2 separate regions of the Homo sapiens genome follow, and region 2 is linked to region 1. A link is an interaction called in ENCODE POLR2A ChIA-PET data of the cell type or tissue named here. Cell type or tissue: PC-9. All regions are shown on one strand. Each heading gives the region's core, and the rest is flanking DNA. Links, peaks and the distances in the headings are about the cores only. Region 1 has its middle 91 kb from the start of COL5A1. Region 2 overlaps COL5A1 (collagen type V alpha 1 chain).

The links. Peaks named below come from ENCODE experiments on the same cell type or tissue, not always from the same donor. Only the 100,000 strongest peaks of a DNase experiment are listed, where the experiment ranks them.
Region 2: POLR2A ChIA-PET joins it to region 1 with 15 read pairs; 2 of 35 experiments call an interaction of 5 or more read pairs at or near these places.

Annotation. Positions count from the first base shown.
Region 1 is chr9:134,545,377-134,556,779 of GRCh38, reverse strand. No RefSeq gene overlaps it. Among named protein-coding and RNA genes, the nearest start is that of COL5A1, 91 kb to the left of the region's middle. RefSeq lists enhancers at 1,363-1,965, 2,829-3,349, 3,350-3,871, 10,760-11,403. In PC-9, for the core only: no CTCF peak of the experiment used is centred there; a DNase peak (open chromatin) is centred at 4,609; H3K27me3 peaks cover 2,825 bases.
Region 2 is chr9:134,661,571-134,672,973 of GRCh38, reverse strand. The region is part of intron 1 of COL5A1 (collagen type V alpha 1 chain); the gene reads right to left. Among named protein-coding and RNA genes, the nearest start is that of COL5A1-AS1, 14 kb to the right of the region's middle. In PC-9, for the core only: no CTCF peak of the experiment used is centred there; a DNase peak (open chromatin) is centred at 2,663; H3K27me3 peaks cover 869 bases.

The DNA.
Region 1 (11,403 bases), core at 1,575-9,574:
GAAAGAGCCAGGCCATCTGGGCTGCAGTCCACAGGCACAGGGCTGATGTTGCAGTGTTGGACACGCTGTTGACTCCACACCCAGCTGAGCTGGAAGGCTTTCCCTTGCATCTCCCAGCCACCGCTGACGAGAGGTCCCTGACGAGAGGTCCCTGCCCAAGTCCAGCCCAAGGCACCCCTGAGGGTTTGGCAGGAGTGGGGCACAGAGCCCACTGGTAGGGAGAAGCGGCTGTGGGCTCAGGCAGCCCTGGCTTTGAATCTGCGGTGCCCCTCACTCGCCATGGAAACTGGAGAGGTGGAAGCTGCCCCTGTGGGTCTCCATCTGCTCATCTGGGAGAAGCAGCCATAAAAGCTACCTGATTTGGTGTTTTCAGGGGTTGTTTGTTTGAGATGGAGTCTTGCTCTGTCACCCAGGCTGGAGTGCAGTGGTGCGATCTCCACGTACAGCAACCTTCGCCTCCCAGGTTCAAGCGATTCTCCTGTGGCAGCCTCCTGAGTAACTGGGATTATAGGCGCCCACCACCACACCCAGCTGATTTTTATATTTTTAGTAGAGGTGGGGTTTCACCATGTTGGCCAGGGCGGTCTCGAAATCCTGACCTCAGGTGAGCTGCCCGCCTCGACCTCCCAAAGTGCTGGGATTACAGGCGTGAGCCACCATGCCCTGCCGTGCCTGATCTATTGAATGGACTCAGAGAGGCAGTGAGAGGTGAGAGCTCAGTAGACAGTGCCTGCAGCAAGGCGGTTCTGTGGGTCCCCGAGACATGCTGAAGCCTCCACCCCAGGCCCTGTACCAGGTACCTGACAGGATGAGGTCACCTACCATTTCCGATGGGTGGGCAGGGCCCCCATAGAGCTCAGACACTGCTGGGCTTGCTCCTGGGCTCCCCCCCGCCCCCGACACAGGGCTGGCATGCAGTGGGTGCTCCAGGAAGCCCCCAATCAGCCACAGTCCAATGACCAACTCCTGACCTTTCCCTGTGAGCCCAGACTCCTTTCAGGGAGGAGCATGTCCCAGAGACAGTCCTGCAGGTGGCAGGCGGGTTCGGAGAGAACCCTGCCCTTTACTTTTTGGAATTAGGGCCTCCCAATCGGAGCCAACATCCTGGGACCCTCGACAAGTCCCTACCCTCCTGTGGGTCTCCCATTCCCATGGGGAAACACATGGGTCAGCTTTCCCCTGCAGCCCCAGCTGGCTCTAAGAGCCTTCCTTCCAGAACATGGTAAGTAATTTATCAAAGGTTCTCAAAATGCCCTGCCCCCTCTGCCCAGCTCTGTGGCTCAGAGAAAATTCCTGTGCTCTTTCCATGACTTCCTGCAATGCCTTCCCACATGTTTCCATATCACTGGGTCCTGTTCCCTCAGCCGTCCCTGCAGCTGTGCGGTTTTAACAACTGCTGGCCTAGAAGGCAGCATCCACTGAGACAGTGACCACTGAGGAACACGATAGACTCAGAAATGGGGAAACAGCCGCCCAGAGACGGCAAGCGAGCTGCCCAAGGTCACACAGCGTAGGATGGGTGCTGGGATGCTATGATGCCCTCCACCCACCTCGCTATCCTCAGGGGCCTCCCTGAGATCTCCCAGGCTTCCTGTGCCCAGAGTATCCACGAACCCAGGACCTGGCACAGCCACCAGCCACTCTGCATGGCTGGACCCATCATCTGTGGACCACTGAGCCTTTGGGCTTATCTGGATGATTCTAGCCCCACCCTGGCTGGGCTCAGACTGTCTCCAGGGCCTTGGGGAGAGCGGCTGGCCCAGCATGTGGATGAGCTCAGCCTCCCGCGTCTGGTCCCCAGATGCCCCAGTGAGACCTCCTCTGCCTTCTCAGGCGATCTTCCTCTGATCCCCACCCAGCACGCTTGTCCTCAGGAGACAGAGGTCAGCTCGTGCTTGGCCCGCAGAGCCCAGGCCATGGAGGGCCCAGCCAGGACAGCCAGCGGAGGTTGCCTTGCAAGCCTGGGGGTGGAGCCTCCATGGCTGGCTGCAGAGCCGAGCAGGGAGGAGGCCAATGCTGTGAGTGCAGGGAGGGGCTGGTGATGCCTGCCATGGCATAGATGGGGGCAAGGCTCACTGTGTGGACCACGATGGAGGTGCCCTTGAGTCGCTGTGGCACTTGTCCACCTTAGGGCTTGTTTGCTGGTCTGGATGGGTAGGAGAGCAAGGGGGGCCCTGTCAGTCCAGGGCTCCGCCTGGGCAGCGCTCTACACAGACAGTGCCCAAGGCAGGTGCGGCGTCCACAACAGCGGCGCTTCCTCAGTCCTGCAGAACTGGACACCTCAGCACCCGAGCTGCTGTCACCCAAACCGTCTCACCTGAGCCTCCCAGCAGGTGACGAGCGCAGAGCAGGGGGAGTCAGTCCATCTCTCGGATGAGGCACTGACCCCCAGGGCAAGGTCACAGTCAAGGCAGTCTGGAACCCAAATCTCTCTCAAGCCCAAGTGACAGGCCCCTGCGGAGCCACCTCCCACCAACCCCAGCGGGCTGTGCCGCTCATAGCTCCTCTACGTCCTGGCAGCCTAGAGATCCTGACACCCTAGACGCCCGCCTCCCAGCATTGTCCATCTCTGGCTTTCTGTTTGCTGGGCCTCCGGAGTGCCCTCCATCCACAGGGCATCGGCCCACCTGGGTCCCCTGAAGTGCCTTCCTGTCTCCCCACCTTCCCAGCCCCCACACCCCCCTGCTCACTCCGCCAGGCCTGCAGGACTCCCAGGCTCTGTGTCTCCCTCAGACCCACCCAGGCCCCCCGAGGGCTGACAGCCCCCATCCCCTGCTGGGAAATGAATTCCCCCTCCCCAGCCTTCCTCTTCCTCCCCTTCTCTTTGCCCGGAAAGGCATTCGGCAAGAAAGTGAAAGGAGAGGCTTTCTCTTCTTATTAACCTGGAGTTGTGTTGCGGGCGGCGCCAGAAACTGCAAAACCATCGCTGTCCTCACATGTTTCTCTGGAGACCGAGGGAACCAGAGCCCTCCAGAGCCGCACAGGAAACCCCATTGGGGATTGGACGGCACCCCTGATGAGCTGCTATTCCCCAGGGAGCACTGAGGGGCTGGAGAACCTGGGGAGGCAGGAAGAAGATCACTCTGACTTTGCTGGGAGTGGCGTCTTCACCGTCACAGCCTGGCATCAAGGGGAGCACTTGTCAAAAGTCTGAGAGCATGGGGGTGGGCTCTGCCCGGCTTCCTGCCCGGACCTCCCAGGAAGCGGGGAGCCCAGGAGGAGGGGATGGAAAGTGCAGAATGCCGGCCTCGGGCCCCTGCTCTCCTCTCCCCAGCCTGCCTGTCCCAACAAGGAGGGCTGGTCCACACTCGCACTGGGCCAGCCGGGCCGCGCCAGGCCTGGCACATGCTGGGCACTCAAGAAGTGCCTGCTGCATGAAGGTTGGGTGAGCGCCATCTCCGAGCAATGCTGTGCCTACAGGCCACTCAGGGTGACTCTCTGGACACAGCCCACCCTGACTTCTGCCCCAAATCAAACTGCAGCTGCTGGTACTGCCGACAGCAGGGAAGCCCCTTGGGACCCAGGAGGAGGCCTGGTGGGGATCTGACGCGGCTGAGGCCCAGGCTGAGCTGGAGCCCCGGGTCAGCCCCAGGCACTGCATCACGGGCCACAGCTGGTTGGGGCTCTTCTCTCCACTACCCTGACCCAGCCTCTGGCCCGCCCCTTCCACTGCCCAAAAGGGAAAAGCCACAGTCTGGCTCTGCAGAGGGGAAAGTGCACTTGGTCAGGAGTGTCAGCAAAACCAAAGTCTAAAATGCTGAGCCCCCTGAGCTCAGAACTTAGTGTTCAAAGGCTCACCAAGTCCTGAGGTGTGGCCAGCAGTACGGAGCCAGCTGCAGGGACCCCACCCGAGGCAAAGGCCCAGCCCTGTCCTGGGGAGCTACAAGCCAGGGCAAGCATGGCTGAGGGACATGGGCACAGGTGGTCCCAATTCTCACCTTAGCAGGTGCTGGCCCTGGGGCACCAAAGGACTTCTGGGGGAGATGGTGCCCAGGGTGTGGCTGGCGGTTGATCTGGGGTTACTGGTCCTGTTTTCAGGTCACTGTAGTGGGGTTACATGGAAGCCCCCGGTCACACTCACCTAGAACCCCCATTCTGTTCCTGGGGGACCTGCACATCTGCAGAGGGCTTTCCATGCCTGCCCCACCCAGCTGGCACCCAGGGAGGTGGAAGAAGACAAGGCAGCCTCCCTCCAGTCCCTCAGACTCCGCCGGACCCCAGTGTCAGCAGAGCTGGTCACTGAGTAGTAGTAGTACTAGTACTACATGGGTACAAGGGAGACCCAAAGCCAGGACAGGGACCCCAGGCCACCCCCGACCCCACATCCGCTTGTTCAGCTGGACTGGCCAGGTTCTCCCTTCTCCTTGCCATTTCAATCATCTCAGGGCAATTTCCTTTCTCGTCTGAACTCTGATTCCTCCCCAGATGGCTTCCTCCCTCGTTCCCCCTCTAGCGGGTCTGGGCCAAGCCCCGTGGCTAAGGAACATCACAGGCCGTCGCTAGGAAGGGCACCGCGGCGGGTCGGCCGGAAGGCTCTGGCGGCAGCGCGCGTGCTTGGAAAGGGAAGTCCTCCTGCAGAAAGGCGCGGGCTGGGGCTTGGGGCCTGTCCCACCGAACCAGGCTCAGTGGCCACAACTATGCCATGAGCACATTTTTAGACTGTGAGTCAACTGCTAATAGAGTGATTTTTATAATCACCCCAGAAGGAAGGCTGATTTATAGCTCTTCTCGATGGAGCAGAGTCAGCAGGAGGTGGGTCTGAAATAGACTTGGGGTGGGGGGTGGGGGAAGGATCCCTCCTAGACCAGCCACTGGCCGGCGTGAAACAAGGCAGAGAAGGCTGCACAAACCTCTCGGCCCCTTGTCCACGGGGAGTCTGGGCTCCCTGAGATGAAGAGCAAGACCAAGTTTGCTGTCCTATCAATCAGGACACTGAATTAGATCCCCTAGGGCTGGCTTATATTACTGTCACTTCAGCATTTAGTTACAAGGGAAAATAAATCAATCGCAGAAATCATTGTCTGTGCTTCTATCCTATGCCAAGCCGTATGGATTTTGGGAGATGAAGAAGACCAACCTTTTGTGCAGGAAGGGGGCCACATGCAGGAAAAAGAAAGTTCCAGATGTAAACACATAATGGTCTGTGGGTCTCATCTGAGCCTGTTGAGCTTGAACTCAGTGGAGAGTTGTCCCGTCAGACCAGCCTGTTTGTGTGTCGACGGCTGCGAGGGATGCGCGCACGCCTGGACCGTTCAACCAGCGGCTGACGCGGCGGAGGCTCTGCAGCCTTTGCCCTCTGCCCCCTCCAGGTGGAAGGCCGGCTCCCTCACCTGCGGAGGATGCCAGGTCATGGCAGGGCTTCTGCAGGGCGGCTCCCAGGACCACTGGGGTCTCTACTTGGGAAAAGGGGCCATGGGCAGGGAGCCAAGACCCGAAAACTCAGCGACTCAGCCTTTTGCTTCTCCAGGACGGGGTCCTCCAGCACAGAGGACCCCTTCGATTCCACCCTCACACGCAGTTGACAACCAGCTCTGCCCCGCAGCTGCGGCCCTGGGGAACAGAGCGGCCCCAGCTCTAAACTGAAGGTGGGTGTGACGTCTCCCACACGGAGGATGTAAAGCGGGACAGGTGTGAAGAGGCGGAGAGATGCAGGTGCTGAAGCACCATCCAGTCCAAGGACAGCAAAGAGCCAGTGTCCACCTGGCCCCCTTCCCTCCTGTTCTCACAACACACGTTGCTGGTCAGCCCTCCCTCCTGTCAATTTTGGGCTGCTCCTCAGAGTCCTTCTCAACACAGCCCTCTGGGCCACCACGTGGAATTGGTGAGGATCATTTATGAAACAAGTTCTCCGTTTCTCTACATTATAAATAAAACTGAAACTCAGAGGGGCAAGGACCTGCCTGAGACCACTCAGAGTTGGAGCAAAGCAGACACGTGGCCGCAGTTGTCCAGAACACCCAGGAGAGGGGGCCGAAGGAGGTGTCCGGGGAGGCGGGAACACCTGAATGACACAGTGCCAGATGGGACAGGGGCTGCAGGGGCATCACTAAGGACACATGTGCTTGTTGAGTGAGTGAAGGATAAACATGAAGTCAACAAGACGTGGGGTGGGAGGTGGCACAGGAGCTGAGAAGGTGGAGTGGAAAAACAAACAGAGATGACAATCGACGGCCTGCAATGAAGGTTATTGTCATTAGGAAGCAAGTCTTTTATGATGGTGGGAAAAGAATATGCATTGGCTCGGCACTTGAAATGAATATTCCCATTTTATAACCAGCAAGACCCAAAGAAAGGGGATTGGTCGGAAACACCATAGAGCTGTTCCTCCGGGAGGCCCCCAGGGAAAGCAAGAGGGTCCCAGGCACAGCCACCACTGCCAGGGATGACCTTCAGAGAGAGGCCTCAGCCGCCACCACCCAGCCTCCACCACCCAGCCTTCTCCACCCAGCCTTCTCCACCCAGCCTCCACCACCCAGCCTCCACCACCCAGCCTCCACCACCCAGCCTTCTCCACCCAGCCTCCACCACCCAGCCTTCTCCACCCAGCCTCCACCACCCAGCCTCCACCACCCAGCCGCCACCACCCAGCCGCCACCACCCAGCCGCCACCACCCACCACCCAGCCTCCACCACCCAGCCGCCACCACCCAGCCTCCACCACCCAGCCTTCTCCACCCAGCCTTCTCCACCCAGCCTCCACCACCCAGCCTCCACCACCCAGCCTCCTCCACCCAGCCTCCACCACCCAGCCTTCTCCACCCAGCCTCCACCACCCAGCCTTCGCCACCCAGCCTCCACCACCCAGCCTTCTCCACCCAGCCTCCACCACCCAGCCTTCTCCACCCAGCATCCACCACCCAGCCTCCACCACCCAGCCTTCTCCACCCAGCCTCCACCACCCAGCCTGCAGCTGAAAACAAAACAGGTTGTGCCCTTCAGCAAGGGTGAGAGAGCCCAGTGAAAATGTCACTTTCCCTCAGATGGCTGCCTCGGTGGCTCTGTCTTACTGACTGTGTGTGCCGCATGTTTCTTTTATTTCAGCTGATGTGGGGTAACGGGGCCCTGCCTTCTCCCACAAACCCCCTGCCAGGACTCTGGAGGCAAACTGTCCCCAAAAGAAATGGTATGAGGCACCCTCAGCTCCTCCAGTGACCCATGGCCTGCTCCCTCCACAACATCCCCACCCCCAGCCTCAGGCTGGCACAGAGGGACAACCACGGCTGCGTAGACTCCCAGACGGATGCTCACGATGTTAGGGGCGGCCTGGCCCTGTGCCCACCTGAGGGTTCCCGGAATTCCAGCTGCCTGAGAAAGTCGGTGAGAGCCCAAGAAGGTGTTCTGGCACCCTGGATCTCCCGGATCTCCCGCTTCCCGAGGGGCCCGGAGAGAACAGACTTATGGAAGCATGGATTCTACGGATAGCCAGAGTCAGAGATGGTCTGGGTGCCAGCCACAGAAGGTACTGAAGCCAGAAGGGAAACACAACTGTCCACATACGGTAGTCAGTGCGGTTAAGAAGGAGGATTCCTGAGTCGGACATACCTGGGCTCAAACGGCTCTGCCACATCCTAAGTGCGTGGCCTTGGGGAGGGGCCTAACCTGACTCACCTGAGCCTCCTCATCGGTGGAGATGACACCTATGAGACGGGATAGCAGTGAGGTTGAAACACAGTAACACACGTGTTTAATCACACACATGCATATACACACACGCAGGCACACACACAAGCATGCGCACACTGCTTGGCACAGAAAGTGAGATATACTCAGTGCTGGGCTAGTACATGTTTAACAATCTTAGCTCTCTGGGGTAAACAAAATCCTAGAAAACAGACCCACTTTGTAGCACGCGCCGAGTCGACTTCCCCGGGGCAGATACTCCAAACCCTGGCTCTGCGCGCGATGTCCCTGAGCGGGCCTGGGAGGAGGTGAGAGTTACCCGCACGCCACCGGCTGCGCTGGTCCCAGCACAGGGCTGCTCCACCCAGAAGCTGCTGGCCTGACGGGTGACAGAGGGGCCTTTTGACCAGGCTGCAAGACTCTGACTTGGAGACAGGCCGCTGGAGGGTGAGTGCTATGGTTTGAACGTGTGCGTCCCCCCAGCATTTACATGTTGGAGCCTAAGGCCCAATGTGATAGTATTAAAGGGTGGGGCCCTTCAGAGGCGATTGAGTTATAAGGGCTGCAGCCCCATGAATGGGATCAGTGTCCTTATAAAAGGGCTCAAGGGACCTAGCTAGACCCCTTTTTGCCTTCCTGCCTTCCACCATGTGAGGACATAGTACGTGTCCCCTCCGGAGGATGCAGCATTCAAGGCACTGTCTTGGAGTGAGAGACCAGGCCCTCCCCAGACACCGAACCTTCCTTCGCCTCCTTGATCTTGAACTTCCCAGCCTCCAGTACTGTCAGCAATAATGTCTGCTGCCCCCAGATGACCCAGCCTGAGACGTTTTGTTGCAGTAGCAGACATAGACTGCCAGCGAGGATGGGGCCCCTCTCCAGAACGGCAGACACCCGTCCCTGACCATCTAATGGCCTTGTGCACCCAGAGGGTAGAATACACCAGTCTAAGAGCCAAGGGAAGGGAGAGGGGAGGTCCCACTCACCACACCCCTGTGATTGGGTGAGGGAGCTCATCTTCCTGTCTTCATAACGTCGGGCCCAGTGAGCCCAGGAGTCCAGTTTCTCCTAAGGCATTGCTGTCCCCAGAGACACAGGAAGAGTCCCCTCCAGTTTCCCTTGACTGCCTCTTGCTCACTGTGGGCTCCTCACGCCAACAGACCAGCAGCGTAAGAAGGAGATGGTCACTGAAGCGGGAAATTGGCCTCTTAGCCGGAGTCACTGGGCCTGCTCCTCGTGGGGGGGTGGGGTGCTGCTGCCACACAACAGGGGAGGGAAGAACACAGTTTCAACTCTGCGCACACCCCTAAGCATGTGTGAGGGTGACAGGACAGATGCAAGAGCTGGTTGGAGAAGGGCCTGGTGACCGGGGCACTGACCTGAGGGGCAAGGGTGGGGGTCACCCAGCTTAAGGCCAGACCAGCAGAGGCAACAGGCGGGGGTGAAGGGAATTGAGAATGGGTGGCTGAGGGGAGAAATGACGAGGCTGGCTGCAACCGGGCGAGGGTGGAGGGTGCCGTGGTTTATCCCATAACCCTTCTGTTACCTTTCCCCAGAAAAACAGATCAGCCGAAGCTCTCGCAGAGTAACTGAGTGTTCGAGGAAGTGAGGAGGCTGCAGCAAATGTTCTCGTGTGCCCAAGATGCCACCCTCAAGACCAAGGCTGTCACTCCAGGCGGGCCTGGAGCTGCCGGCGGATCACAGCAGAGTCTCTGCCAGCTGCCCTGCACCCAAGGGAGCTGCACTGTGTGAGGTCACGCCCGCTCCCAGGCCCAGCCACATCTCAGGACAAACCGCATGGGAGTCGGTCCGGAGGCTCAGCCCGCTTACCTCAACGCAGGACAACTCCAAAGGGAATCCCAGCTCCAGAGCCGTCCACAGGACGGGCTGACGCCCGAGTTCACGACCGCGTCACCACTCAACTCCTCCCTCCGCCCTGTGCTGCACCCCTCACGCCCTTTTAGGTGTTGGTCCCAAAAGCGTTTCCCCAAAACCACCCATACATAATTCTCTATTTCCAAGGACTCCAGAGAGCCCGTCTTAAGACACTTTGGTTGCAAGACCCCAAACCAACATGAATGGTGCCCCTAGCCAGGTGTAATGGGAGAGAAGGCCCGTGGTGGAGGCCTCGGCTCTGTCTGTCATAACTGGAAGAAGAGGGTGGTGGCTGCCAGGTGCTTTGCCAGGTCCCGCTTACCACCCTGGGGCATTGGAGGAGTCACCCGTTGCTGCCCATCTCAGCAGACAGGGGCAGGTGTCCCCGGAGCATCGCCCCTCAGGGCAGGGCTGTGAGTTTTCACTCCACGGAGGCTCAGGCCATTCCCAGCAAGAGGAGGCCATGTCCGCGTGGCACATTCTAACATATGGTGAGTGTGATTGTAATCAGTTGTCCAAAACCCATGGGGATTGACTGTTCATCGACTCCCTTTCAGGGGCTGTTGGAAGAATTAACTGCACGTCAACTAGCCGCGGAAAAAGGCTGAACTGCTTCTCAGCATGTGTGTGGAATTCTTGACTGGGATTTTCAATATGGTTCAGAGCCAAACTTTTCTTTCTTTCGGAAAACATCTGAGAGTCTGCTGAAAGCCAGTGAGAAAGTAATCCCATGTACACATTCTCGGCAAGCCTCAGGCTGAAACGGCTCTCACATGTGGACTCGAGCCTGCCTGGATACAGACGGGTTGGAGACGGATCTGCTCAAAGGCGGCTCAGCAGGAGTGAGAAACCAGTCCTTCCTGAGCTTTCTGCAGCCCCCCGGGAGCCCACTGAGGAGGCTCAGAGGCTGCTCTGGGACAGGGAGCAGCCAAGGTGGGACGCAGGGCAGTGGGCAGGCTTCCCCGGGCAGCAACGCCAGCACCCCTGCTTCCAGCATCCCCATCTCAGTCCCCTTCACATGCAGGACTTCCCCCAAGTGATTAATGTGACAAAGGGGCCCTGTGGCTAAGGAAACACCAAGGCACAGGACGGTCACGTAAACGACAGCCACGCTTCGGCAAGGTCCCCACTGGAAATACGGAAGCGAGACAGCGCGTCTGCAGCCACGTGTCCGTCGGGTACCGAGCCACCCAGTTCCATGCTGGGACCACATGGATGGGGAGGGGACACCGTGGCCACCCCCTAGGCATTGCTCAGTCATTCTTGTACAGCGTACAATCGCCCGTTTATAGGAAGAATGCTGACCATATATTCTGGTTTTCCATGCGCAATACTTCACTAGGAAAGAATGCAGAACTCACCAGAAGGAGCACACGCTGCAGTTTTCCCCATCAACCAAACCTCTTCCCAGGGATTGGGAAATAGGATGGCGGGGCTCTCCTGCCCTTCCGGCGCCTGGAGAAGGCACAGGTGGCCCCAGCAGGGTCCTAGACAGACAAGGGTCCCAGAGATCAAACCATAGGGTCTTCCTGCCTGAGACAGGGACATTTGACAAGGCAGCTGTGAGTTTGGAACCTGTAACCAGGGCACGGCGCCTCGGCACTCCACTCACCCTGCAGAATGAAATCTCAACCCAGGATGGACGGTGGAGGGAGTGCTGCCTCTCACCGGCGAGGGCACAGCCTCACCCAGCCACAGGGCTCCCTGTGTGACACAGGCTGAGCTCTGGGTCTCGGGAGAAGGCACACACACGCTTGCAACGTGAGGTTTCCTTGCAACACAAAGTTCAGATTTAGGAGGGGAAAGATGAGTTTCAGATGCTAAAACTAGTCTTTGGGGACTTTTCAAGGATAAGAGATGGCCTGCTTCTGGGCCGGCCTTTGGGAAAGGTTTTCATTCTCAATTTCC
Region 2 (11,403 bases), core at 1,923-9,922, 120 kb before region 1:
TGAATAAGTCATGCATATTTTCATTAGATATATCTCTAAGTATTTTATATTTTTAATATTGTTGTAACAGCTTTTTAAATTCCTGTTTCTAACTGTTCATTGCTAGTATCTAGAAATACAATGAATTTTTGTAAATTGACTTTGTATTCTGTCGCCATGCTAAACTTTTTAGTTCTAGAAGTTATTTTGTAGATTCCTTAGAATTTTTTTCACATAGTCACTAATGTGATCTGCAAATAAAGACAGTTTTACTTCATCCTTTCCAATCAATATGCCTCTTATTTTATTTTCTTACCTTATTTCACCAGCTAGGATCTCCATACAATGTTAATAGGTGTGATACGAGCAGACGTTCCTGCCTTGTTCCTGATCTTAGGGTGAAAGCATTTAGTATGTGGATTTTACATGAATGTCCTTTATCAAATTGAGGGGCTTCTCTTTTATTCCTAATTTATTGAGATTTGCTCATCATGTTTTAAGTTTAAAACTACTACAAAGTAGTATGTAATCCCAATTTTGCAAATACAGGCATGGAACAAATAGTAGAAAGTAAATACATCAAAATGTTCCTTTAGTAATGTGTTTGGTTATACTTAATAGAAACCAACATCATTAACATCATCATAATCATCACCATCACCATCATAATGGTTTAAACAAATAAGACATTATGACTCATTTTCATCTTCTTTTTTATACTTTTTGGTAGCTTTTAACACTTCTATCATGGACACATATTGCTTTTATAACAAATGAATGGAATAATAAATGCCAATTGGCATCTAGCAGGAAATTGCATTACATAATTAAGTACATAGATATTTAACATCTCTCCATATCTAACTGAAGCTGCAAGACAGTCATGGATCTTTGGCCTTTGCCTTGATAATGGGCAATTTTTAACTGGCCTTTATAAAACAAAACTGCATTTGCACTTCTCAGGAATGTCTCCACTTCCCAGGAGTGTGACATTTGAAGTGGGCCCCCCCACACCAAGTGTCCTCACAGGGCCCTTGGTCAGGCCCAAGTGCAGCTTGCACTTGCCCTTTCAGACAAAACTGTGGAATGTGGACAAAAGACAAACGCGCCTGTTGGCTCATTGTTCTTCCCCAGCCCTGGCATCGGACAGCACTTGCCTTTACGGTTTCATTACAACGGGCAGATTTAGAAATACAAGGAAATTGGCCCCGGGAGATGGTTTAGCACCTATTAAATGCTGCAAAACAGACAACGTGATAGAGGAAGCTAAAAGGAATACACTTCCAGTTACAAATGAAAGCCCCTCTCTGTCCACTCAACCCTTCACGCACTCGTCCAGATGTGTGGTTCCTCACACCCATCCGAGGGGAGCCACTTTAGAGCTGCGGGTGAGCCCAGTGGGGTTCCTCTCTGGCTCTGCTGACTCAGCTCTGAAATTATTTTATTCAGTTCTTTGATGCAAGTAAAGGAACATTGTGGTGGGTCACTGTGACCTTTGGGAGGAATATTTTACATTACTTCCCCGGGACCAGAGGCATTTTTCAATTACGAGAGCTTTGCAAGTTTTCAAAACACTAGAAATGGACTCAAAACCAGCTACATGGGCCCTGAATGAACACATAACTGTACTGTGCGAGATCCCAGAGACGCAACAAAGGATGCACCACACATTGGTGCACTGGGGGCAGGACTTGGAGCTGACGTTCCCCTGTGAGTCTGCACACCCAGTGGGTTAATGGAGCCAAGCTTCAAGGTCCCCTCCGCGGTGGGCAGCTGGGGGCTCTCCAGGTGTCTCATGCGCAGGAGCTGTCTGAACAGCTCCGTCTGCCCTCCCAGAAGTGGGTGAAGCACAAGTGTGTGGGGCCACATGGAGCTCATTTTCACACTGAAAAAATCCATCTGCAAGAATCCAACCTGCTGCCCCAGACGACTGAGTCAGGCTGCGGCCCCAAAGCTGCAGCAGGCCCCGACTTCACGTCTCCTCACAGCAGCCCAGGCCCACCTCTCTACCAGCCACCTCCAGACATCAGCTCCCTCCCGGCCTTGTGGTATTTCAGTGTGGAAGGCAGGCCCAGGCACATGCGTTTAGTGCAGCCACCAGGTGGGGAGAAGACCCGCAAGTCAGCAGAACCCCCACACAGACAGAGCTGTCCACTCCATCACCGCAGTGGGGACTCAGCACACAGATGGCCAGAGAAAGGGAGGGAAGGAGGGGAAAGTAATGAGCATCTAGTGAATGTCTGCTGGGTTCTAGAAGATTCCCTTACATTTTCTGACTCAATGGGAGGAGAGGTCTAAAGCTCTACATGCATGTGAGTTTCCACTCTTAAGAGTAATTCAGCTTCTCGGGACAGCCTGTGGAGCAGGAAGTGCTGCTCCATCCTCCAGACAACGACCCGGGGGCTTGCCTAAAAGGGTCTCCAAGACGTGCCACAGGCCCAGGAAACAATCACACCAGGGCCCAAGCATTAAATCACAGCTCCCCACTGCCTCTCTAGGAGCAGAGAGGGGGAAGTAACTGGCTTAGCATGGGTGAGCAGCCCCAGTTCTCGGACATGGGGTCCACCTGGGTTTAACACCTAAGGATAACACTGCCTGGGGCACAGTTGCTCAGGTGACAACTGCCTGTTGGTTGGAATGTAATTCTGCAATAAAAAGGCTTTAAAATGTCCCTATGCTTGGATGCAGTGAGTCAATGTCTAAGAATCCGCCCTAAGGAAATAATCAGAGAGACAGAAAGGATTTATCAGAAAGATGTTCATCCAAGTGTCATTTATAACAGCAAACGATTGGAAACAACCCAAACCCAACATGAGAGGAACAGTTAAGAAAACTATGATACAAACATGCGGTGGAATGTTCAGCAGCCGTTGAGATATTTACAAAGAGCTGATAATGACATCAGAAAATCTCTGTGTCTAAGTGCAGGGCACAACACCGTTTCTGCACATGAGTTCAACCATGCAAAGAAAAAATGTGAGGAAAGGAAAATAAAGTCATTTTGATATTTCCCAAATGTACTATAATGAGTATGCGTTCCTTTTAGAGTCAAGAAAAGTTAACAAAGTTATTTGGAGAATGAGTTGCGTCTCTGAATCTATAAGCCAATATCCAGGAACATGTGGACTTTAAATTCCCAGTTCTCAGTTCCCACCATGGAGTTGTCTTATGTCTTACTGTCAACAGGAATGCTCTCCTCACTTCTCCCCTCCCATCCACACCCCACCTCTGCGGAGAGCCAGGGTTACTTCCACATCCCCACTTCCTCCGGCGTGGTAGGCTGCCTCCTCTCATAACTCTTAAAAAGCACTCAGCACCTCATGATGATTCTGACTGTACCGTCGGCTGCTGCTGCAACTGGATTTCTCTTGTCTCTCAGTTCAAGCCAACAAAACAGCTTGAGAATCTAGTTGTATCTGGTACCATTCAAAGCACTGCAGAAACTAGTAAGTTAGCCACTCCTGGCCGCCTAGTGTAGACAGTGGAAGTCTGAGATGGTCGTAAACCACCCTAACACAAAAATGCCAATCGCTATGGTAGAGGAGGCAGCCCAGTGCTATGACAAAATCATGGACAGATGAATGGATGGGTGGATAAGTGGATGGATGGATGAATGGATGTGTAGATGAATGGATGGAAGAAGGGATGGAAAGAAGGAAGGAAGGAAGGAAGGAGAAGGGAAGGGGAGGGGAGGGGAGGGGAGGGAAGGGAAGGGAAGGGAAGGGAAGGGAAGGGAAGGGAAGGGAAGGGAAGGGAAGGAAAGGGAAGGGAAGGGAAGGGAAAAGGAAAGGGAAAGGGAAAGGAAAAGTGAAAGGGAAAAGGAGGGAGGGAAGGAAGGAAGAGTAGGTGGAAGGGAGGGTGGATGGGTGGGTGATTGAATAGATATATGGTCTGGATCAATGGGTGAAAGGATGGGTGGATGGATGGATGGAAGGATGAGTAGATGAATGGATAGGTGAGTAAATGGATAAATGGGATGGATGGTTGGGTGAGTGGGTGGGTGGGTGGATGGATGGATGGATGGATGGATGGATGGATGGGTGGGTGGGTGGAAGGATGGATGATTGGATGGGCAGAAGGATGGATGGATGGATTGATGGATGAATGGGTAGATGGATGGATGAATGGATACATAGATGGAAGGACAGTTGGATGGTTGGTTGAATGAATAGGTGGGTGGACAGGTGGATGAACAGTGAATGGGTACATGAGTATATGGACACATGGAGTATGGACAAATGGGTGGACAGATGGATGGGTAGATTAATGATATGGATGCACAGGTGAACGGATGGAAGAACAGTTGGATGGATGGGTGAGTGGGTGTCTGATTGGATGGATTTATAGTTTAGATGGATGGGTTGGTATATACATGGATATATGGGTAGATTAATGGTATGGATGGACAAGTAGATAGATGGATGGATGGATGCATTGATGGATGAATGGGTGGGTAAAGACACCAATACACCTTTGCTGATTTAAACTAAATTTAAGGCACCCAATTTCTTGCTGTTCTCTCCTGCTACCCTACCTGGTGTTGAGTGATAGCCAAGCTAAATGCCTCACGCAAAGACCAAGATCACACAGTGATCAGGCGTTTGCACATTCTGTTCCTCAGACCTGGAATCCTCCTCTTCCCCCGACTCCCACTCTTGGTGAATTCCTATTCATCTCCTAGACCTCATCTTAGACATTGCTACCTCTGAAAGGGCTCCTTAAGCCTCATGCTGGATCAGTGGCCATCCTATGTGTTTATTCTTATAGCATTAGATTGAACCATGTGAAATGGCCAATGTTTGATCATTCTGGCCTACAGGATAGCAATTCCACATGGATCACAAGATCTTCTGATTGTCCAATCCCAGCAGGACACAGGACTCGAGAGCAGGGACCACACTTCACCTTTTTGCTTCTGACATTTGGGGCTATGACTGACCCAAAGTGCCTGGTACATCCACAACACTGTCAGCTGAAAAGGTGGATGAGCAGGTCTCAACTCCTTCCCACCCCTCACAGCTCTGTGTTCCAACACAACAGACCAGCTCAGCCTACCTGGTAGGAAGAGCAGAGGCTGAAGTTTGGGGGAAATGTCATGTTCCAGCAGGGACTGCATAGAAACAAGACACAAAACGCCCTAGGAAGTGAGGGATTTCAGCTCCTTTTCTAGGATGAACGGATCCCTATTGCTCCACAGAGCCCCCTGTCCTAGAGTCAGGCACTTGTCACCCCCTCCCATGACTGTCTGTGCCTGAGGACTTCCAGGTGAAGGACCTTCAAATCTTGTGTCTGGGCTGGCTTCCTGGGAGGTGGGGCACCTCTAAGCAGAGAATCAGCCAGAAAGGAAGACTGCAAGGATACCTGTGATGTGGAAAGAGATAAGCCTAGCGACAGCAGGTGGCCCTGCTGCTGGACACCAAGGTGAGGCCCTAGTGGGGCAGTGCATGGAGATGGTGCAGTTATGAGTGACAAGTGAGCACCAGGGTGTGGGGTGGTGCTGGCAGGGCTGGAGGTCACCGGCCACACCACTTCCAAGCCATCAACTGCTGAGCACCAGTGACCAAACAGAGCCCATCCCACTGCAAATGCTGTCACATCCTTTGTCCCTCTGACTCCCTGAAGAAGGCCCTGGTGGTCAGCGTTCCACAGCCACTGATCCTGAGAGGGCCTGGAGGCATTTCCAAACCTCCAGTGCCCACCAGATAGGCTAGGGACAGGTGCCATGCATGGCCAGGATGCTGCCAATTGTGAATAAGGTACAATGTGTGTGCATCCATTCCACGGGTGAACATCAAATAACAGGACAGGCACTGAGCCCACAGAAGTTCTGTGCTGGGAAAGTCACCATAAGCAGCTAGATCCAAGGTCCCAGCTCTCAGTCGTATGGTTCCTGGCAATTTCCTTCATGTTCCTCTTTTCTAAAACAAGCTCGTCATTATGCCCGATGACTGAAACATAATGTCTAGAGATCAATGCCAGACCCACAGGAAGTAATCAAAAAATGGTTATGTGTCATCACCCTGTCATCAGCACTGGGGTCATGTCATCCCCATCCTCGAGGAGATGTGAGTTATTTTGCAAAGGCAGCTCAACATGTATACCGTGAAAGAAGAAAATAGTGAATTTAATGAAGGACCAAAATGTTTTACCCTATCGCACAGGTGAAGAAACTGAGTCCCAAAGAGTCTACTCCCCCAAATCTCACAGACTCAGTGCTGAATCAAGGCCAGCCCAGGTTTGTGTCCCCATACCCGCTGGCAGAAGAAAAGGGTCACGATGGGCTAGCCACACTCCATCCTCCAGGCACCCCCAGTGAGGGAGCCCCCTGGTAGAGAAAGGACAAACTAGCTTACCCCACCCTGAGGCCAAACAAGAGAGGCAAAGGCCTTGACCTTCACGAGCTCTCAGTCATCCAGGAGAGAGAAGAGGAAGACGCATGCCAGGCTGGGACTGTCCCTGGCCAGCCCAACCTGTGTGCCTTTGAGAACGAGTCCCCTGAAGCCTGCTCATGCCCACTGACACCCAAGGCCCAGAGCCTCCCCAAGAAGAGAATTCTCCTTTCTGGACAGACTCGCCTGAGGCCAAAAGCCACTCTCCAGAGAAGAAGGCCATGGGCCTGAGCAGAATGGCCCCAGGAGCCTGTGCTGAGCCCAGGGACCCCGTGCCAGTTTCTCTGCCCCCAGTTTACTAAGTGACACCAGGAGAGGTAGGTACCAGCCTCAGGTTCCCCACCTGTAAAATGAGTGGATGAAGGATGGCAACGACAGTTTCAGTTCTGAGCATCTACAGGGGCACACTCCTATTTTCGGAGCATTACTGAGTGATCATATATAGTCAATCCAGCCTCTGCCTGGGTTGATCTTGTTTCCTGTCTTTGTCCTTTTTTTATTTTTATTTTATTTTATTTCGAGATGGAGTCTCGCTCTGTCACCCAGGCTGGAGTGCAGTGGCGCGATCTCGGCTCACTGCAACCTCCGCCTCCCGGGTTCAAGCGATTCTCCTGTCTCAGCCTCCCAAGTAGCTGGGACCACAGGCATGTGCCACCACACCAGCTAGTTTTTGTATTTTTAGTAGAGACGGGGTTTCACTATATTGGTCAGGCTGGTCTTGAACTCCTGACCTCAGGTGATCCACCTGCCTTGGCCTCCCAAAGTGCTGGGATTAGAGGCGTGAACCACCATGCCTGGCCTTTTTATTTTTTAAGACCACAAGTTGTTTTAATTGACTAAGTCATTTCAGCCAAAGGCCAGCTGCTTGCTTGCTGGAAAGGTTCTCAGCTCCCAGAGCCGCCAGCCCCACGTCCCTGTCCCTGCTCTGTGTTGTGCACACACAACTGTCCACCTTCCAAAGACCCACCTGCTGAACAACAACGCATTCAACCCCTTTCAAAAGATTCAGGAGAGACCTGCAGCCTGTGCACCCAGCCGTCCACTCTACAGAAACTACACACGAGTCCCAATTTGTATGCATCCCTTTTCAATAATCATAGACAAGCCTAGATTTGTGTGTCTTTTCTTTGAGTAGAGATGGATCCATTACGACGAACATTCTTCATTCTGCTTTGCTTTACTTAACATATCTTGGAGATTGGTGTACCTCAGCAAATGAAAACTTCATCTTCTTAGCTGCTGTGCTTGTTTTGTTCTGCATGGTAACCCACCTAAACGGCTCTCGCCCTTCCAGACAGTGCTGCACAGCGGTTCTCCACACACACGTATATCTGCAGGAAACATTCTGGGAACTGGAGATGCTGGTCAAAGAGTATGTGTGTTTTTGTTTGCTTGTTTGTTTGTTTTGAGACGGAGTCTCTCTCTGTCGCCCAGGCTGGAGTGCAGTGGCATGATCTCGGCTCACTGCAACCTCCGTCTCCAGGGTTCACGTGATTCTCCTGCCTCAGCCTCCTGAGCAGCTGGGATTACAGACGCCCGCCACCACACCTGGCTAATTTTTGTATTTTCAGCAGAGACAGGGTTCCACCATGTTGGCCAGGCTGGTCTCGAACTCCTGACCTCAAGTGATCTGTCTGCCTCAGCCTCCCAAAGTGCTGGAATTACAGGCGTGAGCCACCGTGCCCAGCTCTAGTTTTTGTATTTTTAGTAGAGATGGAGTTTCATCATGTTGGCCAGGCTGGTCTCGAACTCCTGGGCTCAGTTGATCCACCCTCCTCAGCCTCCCAAAGTGCTGGAAATATAGGCATGAGCCACCATGCCCGGCCAAGTACATGTGTTTTAATGCTTGGATAGATATTGCCAAATGCCTTTCAGAGAAGGCACCATGGGAACACCCACTGCCCCTCACAGGAGCCAGTGTCACAGACTCTCAGCTTCTGTTCTCTGTCCATCTGGCCGAGGGAGCAGTGCCTCTCCCTGGGGATTCACCTCCATTCTCTCCTTGTGAGTAAAGTCTAACATCTTCTCACATGTTTAAAAGTCACCTGTATTTTCCTTCCTGAGAACTTGCCATGTGTGTCGGCCATCTTGGTGTTTGTTTGCTGGACTTTTCTGACTGATCAGTGGGAGTTCCTTGCAGGTCGACCCCCTTTCCGTCAGATAGGTGTAGATTCTCTTCTTACGGTGACCAGTTGTTTTTTTGCTTTTCTTTTGGCCAGATAGAAAATCTTGACTTTTATGGGGTCAAACTGTTTTCTTTTATAACTGCAGGGGCTTACGTCATACTCGGAAAAGCTTCCCATCCCAAGACTGTAAAACCTGGCCTCCCATGTTTTCTTCTAGTAGTTTTATGGTTTCATTTTTAAAGTTCGCATCTCAGATCCATCTGGAATGCATTTTGGTAGAAGAGTAGGGCAGGATCCAATCTTTTTTTCCCAGACGGATTCTGCAACACTCTAGCCCAGTTCAATGATGAATCCTGTCTTTCCCAGCCAACATGACAGGCTGTCTTTACCAAACCCTACATTTCTGCCAGTGCCCTGGCTTTAAAGGGCAAAAGCTCTGCCTTCCCACCAGCTGACTGATTCCCGAGGGTGGGCAGGGGGTCTGCTGCTTGCCCAGCACCCCCAAGATGTTCCCTTCCCCCTGGAGAGCCCAAGAAGGCCTCTAGCACCCTCCGGTGGTGGCAGCTCTGGTGACCCGCCACAGCAAGCTTCCTCAACACCCCTGCCCTTGCAGTATCAAAAAGGGGGAGCCACCCCAATATCCAATAGGCGACACTTTAAATTAGACTTTTGACAGCTGTCGTGAATGAAAGAGAATGCCTGCACTCTAATGTGGCATGACAAAGTCCAAGTCCAAGTCCTCAGGGCAGAGGCCTAGGGATGGTCTAGGCGTTCCCCATCCGCCACCACAACGCATTTCCCTCTGTACTTTCTTCTCTGTATTCATAATCTGGGTTTGGGAGAATCTGGGTTTACAGTCATTTTTATTTTCTTCTTTATACTTTTTGGTGTTTTCCAAAATGACTATAATGAAATGTATTATTTTCATTAAAAATAGATATTAAAGAAGGAACTGGAGGAGGAGGAAAATGCTCAAGTGACATTTATCCTCCCCCCTCAAGTGCCCATGGCCTCCCAGCCCTGCCAGGTTGGCCAGGGCGGCCTCCTTGCACCTCCCCAGCAGACTCCCGAGGCCTCTGAACACCTGGGCCACACTCCCTCCCCCAGCCCCAGCCCTTCACCCTCTTAGGCTATCAGGACAGTATGGGGACAGCAGAGAGGAGAAGTGTGCTACGTTCTGGGACAGGCCCCCGGCCACCACACACTGACTCCAGGATGAGGAGCCCAGGTGTTCAAAGCCTCAGGGCCAGCCCAGGTCAGGCCAGGCATCCTCTCTTCTTTCTTGGCCCACACGGCCCTCCTTCCAGATAGGGGCTGCGTCCGATGGATGCACCCAGCACAGCAACGTGCAGAGAACAGTTGTTCAGGAAACGTCGAACTTCATTTTGAGAACATGGTCTCTTCAACCACCCCCTCAGCAAAGCCACCCACAGGGCCTTTGACATCGTACATGCTCACAGAAATGTGTGGCGAGTTGAATGCAAAGGCAGTATTTTTAGTAAATTTCCAAACATGGAGGCTCACAGAGCAGGCAGTAGCTGTGCAGCAAACACTCATCGGTCTCTGCTAACGAGGCAGATGAGGTTCTACTATAGCTAACAGCCCCAGGTTTAGAGTGACCAACTCTGGTGCAGAACTTGCGGCCCGAGGAAGATGTAATTAACAACAGATTCAGAGCATCGCTTTGCAGCCCAGAGGGTTTCATGCGAGTTAGCCCGTCCCCATCCAAGCTGGCAGCCGTCCATGTCCCCACCTCACTCTAGAGCTGTGAAAGCTGAGGCCGGGAGAGAGATCAGAGGAGAGATATGGGCTGCAGAGCATGAGGGTGGAGAACAACCCCCAGAGGCCCTTCCATCTGGGCTGCTCTCTTAAATCAACCCTCACTTCTACCCTCAGCCTCCCATCACCCAAGGAGCGCGGAATGTCCCCACTGGAGAGATTCAAAGTCCTTGGCAGGCAGCACTGGGCATCTACGTAGGGGTCAGGAAGGGTGCTGGGGAGGCCTAGGCCAGCTCCACTGGCACCGGCAGGCCTGAAAACACAGGCTTCAGAGCTTCCCAGGCTGTTAGGAAAGTCAAAGTGGAAAAGAAGGAGGCAGCCGGACTGGGCTGGAAACCAGCTGAGTTGTCAGAGAAGAATGTGCGAAGCCCTCAGCTTGACATATCCCAGGGAGGGTAGCTGCCCTGAGCGGCCTGGAAGTCAGGGCCCTGCCTGGGGGCAGTTATGTGCTGGCCGCGTACACGACTGCAGAGATCAGATCAGGAAATATTTTCACAAGTGACTAGAAAGAGACCAGACTACCCTCCTTCAGAGGAATTTTTTTTTTTTTTTTTTTTTGGCCAAGATATTGACCAGGCATCACATTTTATGGAGAAAGGCACATACTTAGAGCCCAGTAATTTCATTTGGGCTTAAACTCAGCACAGGGAGGGCTGGATTACGGAAGCCAACAGACAGGCACAGAGTCAGGTTCCCGCCTCTGCGTGAGTAACCGCCCCAGAGAAGGCGGCTTTCAGCATGGAGCACTCACAACACTGGCATCCGTGTCCAGTTGAATGCCATCCTGGGACTCGCCTTAGCATCCTAGAGAACAGAAGCCGCTGGAGGGAAGGGCTGGAAAGGGAAGAAGCGGTCGGAGGAACAGCGAGGTTGGCACTGCTTAAGGAATTCTGGAGCACAGCTGGAAGAGCTCCTGGGAGTCATTTATAGGGTGAGATGATTGATCCCAGAATTAAAGACATTTAGGTTGAAAGGGCCTGGAGAGATTACAGCTAAGAAGGTGCTGGGTGACATCTGGGAAAACTCTCAGGAAGATGCAGTGGGCTGGGCAGGGTTGCATGGGGAGGGGGGTATGGGTGCAGCACAGAGGGGACACTGGCGTCTAAGAGAGCCACCAAGTCTCAGCTCTG